2 separate regions of the Mus musculus genome follow, and region 2 is linked to region 1. Evidence: chromatin loops called from intact Hi-C (ENCODE). Cell type or tissue: gastrocnemius. All regions are shown on one strand. Links, peaks and the distances in the headings refer to the core of each region. The heading gives the core; the rest is flanking DNA.

What was found. Hi-C counts contacts between places; a loop is a spot of excess contacts. Peaks named below come from ENCODE experiments on the same cell type or tissue, not always from the same donor. Only the 100,000 strongest peaks of a DNase experiment are listed, where the experiment ranks them.
Region 2: it touches region 1 in a loop (2.7-fold over the local background); 1 of 42 quality-filtered maps calls a loop at or near these places.

Annotation. Positions count from the first base shown.
Region 1 is chr10:21,842,548-21,845,464 of GRCm38, reverse strand. It overlaps Platr6 (a long non-coding RNA gene), which reads left to right. Exons shown (of 5, transcript XR_001779731.1): 2 at 484-619; 3 at 993-1,039. Among named protein-coding and RNA genes, the nearest start is that of Platr6, 14 kb to the left of the region's middle. In gastrocnemius, for the core only: no CTCF peak of the experiment used is centred there; a DNase peak (open chromatin) is centred at 1,401.
Region 2 is chr10:21,741,231-21,744,147 of GRCm38, reverse strand. No RefSeq gene overlaps it. Among named protein-coding and RNA genes, the nearest start is that of Gm5420, 52 kb to the right of the region's middle. In gastrocnemius, for the core only: no CTCF peak of the experiment used is centred there; no DNase peak of the experiment used is centred there; H3K4me3 peaks cover 1,554 bases; H3K27ac peaks cover 2,500 bases.

The DNA of each region.
Region 1 (2,917 bases), core at 286-2,785:
TGTCTCACTTCTACTAATTTTTAGACTTCTGACTGGGTGGACACATTGGCGACAATCTTCCCAGTCCAGGATCCTTGAAGAAGACCCCGGAAGATGAGAGCCCTACCATATTGCCATTGCTAGCAGGTTTGCATGAGGTTTTGAGGGAATTTGAGCAAGTGGTTTACTCTCCTGACTCAGTTTAGACTTCTGTCTATTCTGCTGCATTCTTGCCAGGGTCAAATAAGCATATCTATATTTCTATGTGATTTTGAGCAAGTCACTCTGTGTTTTTTTTTTTTTGTTTTTTTTTTTGGCATCTGCTTGCTCTGAGTTCTTGTGAGAGTCAATAAGAGTATACAACTGCCTCACAAAACAAAACGCAGGCTCAGCTGTTTTTCTGAGTTACCAGGCTCAGCACCTGGTCTGTGTAGAACACGGTCAAGTTGGTGAGTCGTTTGAAGAGATCAGTGCAAGGAGAACTAACTCCTATTCTCTATTTAGATTTGTCAAGTAAGAAGTAACCCTCCATGCCCAGCAGGATTCACAATCAGCAGAAAACAAAAAGCTCGGAGGAGGGAGGTTCCCACGGGGAGCACCGTGCTCAGGGAGACCTCGAGCCATCTCAGCTGATAAACTGGTAAAGACCACAGGCTTCTCCCAAGTCTCTGGAAGTAACTCTGAAGGACATTTAATTGATCTTGACCGTTAAATAGAAAAAGGCTACGGTTTGGTTATTTAAGAGATTTTTAAATAGCCGAGCAGCGAAGTGCAGCCACAGAATAGAATGATTGGTCACGCCAAACAAAAAGAGCTATATCAGGCTTTTAAAAGGGACAAACAATGAGTAAGGCCTCCCAGGCCTCCTCGTGAATTGCTGGCATGCCAGACAGGGCAGGTAAGGCTCCCCCAGCTATGATAAGAATAAAGGACTCTCATGTGTTTCCTAACCACAAACAATACCTGTCTGTATATTCATGACAATTCTTCTAATGTCTCCATTTCTTTTACAGGATCTACAAAATCAGATCGAGACTGTGCCACATACTCCATCCTTTTGGTGAGCAGTTTTAATATTTAATTTTTATGGTGAAAATAGGTAGTGTCTATGATGACCTTGGTGGTGATCCTATTCATCTTTAGACCTGGTGTGCTTAACACATTCTTTACGGTGAATCCACCTTCGGATAATCATGCAGGAATTTAACGTCATCTCTCTGGGTTCACTTCATGGTACTCCATGGCCTGAGAGTCAACAAGAATGGAGACCCAAAACAAGCACTCATTATTACCCTACCTTTGGTGTCAGGCAGCCCAGGCTGTCCTCACAATCACCCTTCCTTTAGGGTCAGGACGCCGTGCCACGCTTCATCGGTTGATATTTTTCTTGAGATAAGGGTCTCACTCTCGCACAGAATGTCCTTGAATTCCTCATCCTCCCTGCCCCCACCTCTCAAGGGATGGCACTACGGGCATGTGCCAGTGTATCATCTCACGCCACTCTGATCAGGCCCTTTCCCTCCCGTTCATTCTGTTGTTGCCAGCAAACTCCTGGCCAGGCTCACCTCTCCTTATTCACTCTCTCAATGGACTTAGTGGCTGACTCTTGCTTTCTTGAATATATTTTATTTATTACGGCTTCAGAAAGTCCACACTCCTGTTTCCCTCATCCTTCCTGGTCAATCTATTCTCTTTTCTTTCTATACTCCTTTCTAAAAGAAAAAAAAGAAAAAGAAAAAATAGCATTATTTATTTAGTATACGCGTGCATATGTGCGTGCACTCACTTATGGGTTTTGTGAGAAGATCAGAGGACTTGGGGAAAGTGGTTCTTTCTTCCCATCATGTGGATCCCAGGGCTGGACCTTAGGAGGTCAGGCTCAGCCACAAGCGCTTCCTTTCACTGAGCCATTTCAGGGGCTCCACTCTTGCATATGTGAGTTGACTTTCTCAGCAGCCGGCTTTAATCAATGCTGTTTTCAGTCTAAACTCACTGTTCATGTAATCCTATATGACTCGTGGCTCTAAGCTATATTTATATGCTTCTGGTTTTGAAATACATGCTTTCAAACTTGACTTTTTGAGGGACTCCAGGCTTGCTGACTTTCTGTTTGAGATCTATTTGATCTCAGTCTTCCTCCCCAAACCTCCACTTCCACCATCTCTGATCTTGCTTGGGCTTCGCCAGCCATGTAAACAGTATACTACACACTCTCTGCTTAACCCCAGAAATAAATGACTCTGGTCTTTGGCACACTGCTTCCGTCCACTTTATCAGCAATTTAGCCATCCTCACACCTGCCATGCTAGCCTGGTGATCCCTATCGCCATACTTTAACTATTACGAAACCATGCCAACAGATCCCTTGCTAGCCCTAAGAAGTATTTTTACTTTTTCAGTTGGTTGTTGTTGTTGTTGTTTGGATTTTGAGAGAAGGTAGTAAATAGGCTAGACTGGTATCAAACTCACAAAGCAGGCTAGGCTAACCTTGGGCTTTTGATCCTTCTCCTTCTACCTCCCAAGTGCTGGAGGACAGGAAGTTATCACCATTCGTGGCTGTAAGTACTACCCAAAGCATCCAGAACACCATGGTCACACAGTGCCACCCCCCCTACACCTGGTACCCCAACGTTTGAAGCAGAAGAAGGAGGGACAAGTTCAAGGTCATCATTAGTTATATAACAACCTGGGTTGGATGAGACTTTATTTAAAGCAGCCAACATAAATAAATACATAAAAAATGAATGCCTGTGGGCCACTGCTCCTTATTACCTATATGTAGATCTGGAACCTTCTCCTGTCAAGATGGCAGTCATATTTACTCTCCCAACACAGACGTACTACCCTGCCCCTGCCCTTGATTCTTGGTCCTGAGGTCTTCACACCACAGCACCCAGTCTTGGCCCTTCAGCCAGTCCTTTTAAGCAGCTCAAATCTG
Region 2 (2,917 bases), core at 285-2,784, 100 kb after region 1:
ATCAATGAAGAGTACATTACCGCTGGGGTCAGAATTAATTTGGCAGGTGTGTCCTGGGTTTGGTTTAGTTTTTTTCATCTTCTTTTTCCTGCTCATGTAAAATACTTTCTTAAAGAAAGATACTTGCTAAGTTTGAGCTTCACCTAAGCCAGCTAATTACTTACGAACTACGGCCTTGGCAAGAGTTGATAAAAAGAGTACCATCCATGCCGATCAGTGAAGAAATGGGTTCCACTTTGCTCATGCCAATGTTACTCCCTCTGAATAACACTGAACAACTCCCAGGAGCAAAAGTGGTACAAACTGTGTAACAGGCTGTGGAGAGGTGCCTTCTGATTGGATTGGACCAACAATAAAAATAAATAAATCAGGAAAGCAACTCTTCAATTTCCGATGACCTCCAGATGTCAGATTTTAATGCCAGTAAATAACAAGCAACTTGCAAAAGAAACTGTCTTGCAGTAAAGACAGTGACAGCAAAGCCCCTAGTTTCTTGGAAGCTTGTGAGTGCCAGGAGCACAGGACTTGGTTTTGAAATCCGAATCACATATTTGAGACAGCTAGTGTTCCCAACTTGAGCCTCTTGGCAGCTGTGCTAGCTGAGAGTGCACATAGCATTGGCGGATGGGAGCAAACAAGTTTGGGGCTAGCAGCACTCTTCACAGCGGCCAGTCAAGTGGCTGCTTCCAAAGGGTACATGACAGGGCAGTGCCAAGAGAGAGAAGGCACAGGCTGAGAGGGAAGAACCTGGGCCTTTCAGGGAGGTTGCTGTGTTGAGTGGCTTTTCGTTTTTGTTTTTTTAATATACAGGAGTATTTTCACTGAAGTCTTTCAGGGACAGAATGCCAGCAGTAAAGATCAGGTCAACTGGGATACAGGCAAAGGCTTGACAAGCATCTCTGCCTACACCCCATCTCCCCTTGACCTCTCTGCCTTGTATAGCCACTGTCTTTTGAAAGAGACTATATTCACCTGGAAGGGCAACAATGATAGAAACACACAACCCAAGGAGAAACCCAGCTCACAGGACAACTGGGAACACCTCTGCTTTTGTTCTGTCTTTCAAGTTCAAGAAATTCCTAACAGGAAACTATGTTTTGGTTGGGGTTGCCATTCAGGCTTCGTCCAATAAGATCACAGCTTTCATTGGCCACTTAGGTATGAGTTCACAATCTGACAGTGCTTTGTGGCACACACTATTTCAAATAAATGCTTTTGTTCATACGTGTGTGAAGGGGTCAAGAATCAAAGAGTGAGAACAATTTGTGTGCTTTCCCATAGTATAGCTGACCTACCTTCCATGTGTGGACATTTTAAAAAGGCATGGTAGCCTAGTCTGAAATGTTAAGCATGTATTAGACTGGACACATTCTTTATAGTCATCTTTCCAGATCACATAAAGGAATACGCCTCTCGTAAAATTATTTCCCAAGCAACCATATCTGCTTTTAGGAGCTACAAAAGCCTTGCTTGGCTGTCCATGTTCACCATCCAACCTTGTGCTTGGGATGTCTGCGCTCCGCCAGCCAGTTCAAATCAGGAGCAAGATGCACTGGAACCGGGCTCTGTTCTGCCAAGCAGATAATCCCCTAATGTCCAGTCAGCAATTCCATCCTCACATCCACAGTCAGACTGACCTTCCGAGGCAGGAGGTGCTTGAAGTCTGTGCAAAACATAACCACCTCAGAGATTCAGGAGGTCCTGCCTCCGGTATCATCCCTGTCTCCATCACTGACTGTAGTCCCCAGCTTGCTTTTGCAGTGTCAGGCCCGCGTATCTGTGACGCTTCAAAGTGATGTTTCCTTCTTAAAACATTCAGAGTTAGGACAAAATTTGCATAATTCTATTAGAAGGCTTACACCTCAGCTTTGGGCAAAAATATTTGAGAAAATGCGATTTGCCGGGGACGAGCGGTCTTATCTTTTGGTCCAGAAGGTACTTCCCAGAACTAAGCTTGTTAACGTTAGGGCGGCTGGCTAAGTACCAGGGACTGAACACTGCTAGGTGCGAAGGGTTGATTTTATCCTCACTCCGTCTGCCGTGGGTTGAAGCCGAAGATCAGGAAGGATTTTCTGTTTCACCGTGTTGCAGATATGAAAACTGGAGTCGGGTACAGGGGTGGCTGCACAGCTGTGTCTCTGTAGGTTTTTACACAATGTATCGGTTCCTCTCAACCTAGGGCAGTTTATTTTGGTGTCATTACAGAACCCGAGGAGATTGTCCCTAGATGAAATGAATCTGAGGGCTTGTCATCATGTCTATTTTGATCAGATGCCCTGCCTATCTTTCACAGGCCGAAGGCCAGTCTGGCATATGTTTCTTAGATTCAGCTTCTGGGGGGGGGGTACTTAACGAACCAGACACCTTCGGCTGGGTAAATGTTACCAGACCGACTGTAATTAAAATGTCCTCCGTGGGTCACATGAGGCTCTGCTAATCGGTCGGCTGCTCCAGGAGCCAAGAACTTCATGTTCAGATGTTGGAATGCTGGGGGCAAGTGTGAGCCTCTCTGCCTCCCCAAAGAGCACACAGCCTCCAGTCCAGAGCCATCCTGAACCCCAGACTGGCACATGTCCCACCCAGAACCACCCTGACACATGACTTCATTTTTATTCCCTAGTGACCTGAAAGGCCTGAATAAATAAATAAAGGGACAATTTAATTTTTGAAATAACATAGATCTTCTAAGTATTGTAATAGCAGAAAGAGCTTTTCTTCCTACATGATTCAATGAGTATGAAAGTCTGCATGGACTTATTGCATGGTATATGTTTATGCTATTACATGGCATATGTTTATGTTAGTGCATGGTATATGTTTATGTTATTGCATGATATATGCTTATGGTATTACATGGTATATATTTATGGTATTACATGTAATATGTTTATATGTCTATTACTATAGAACTTTTCAG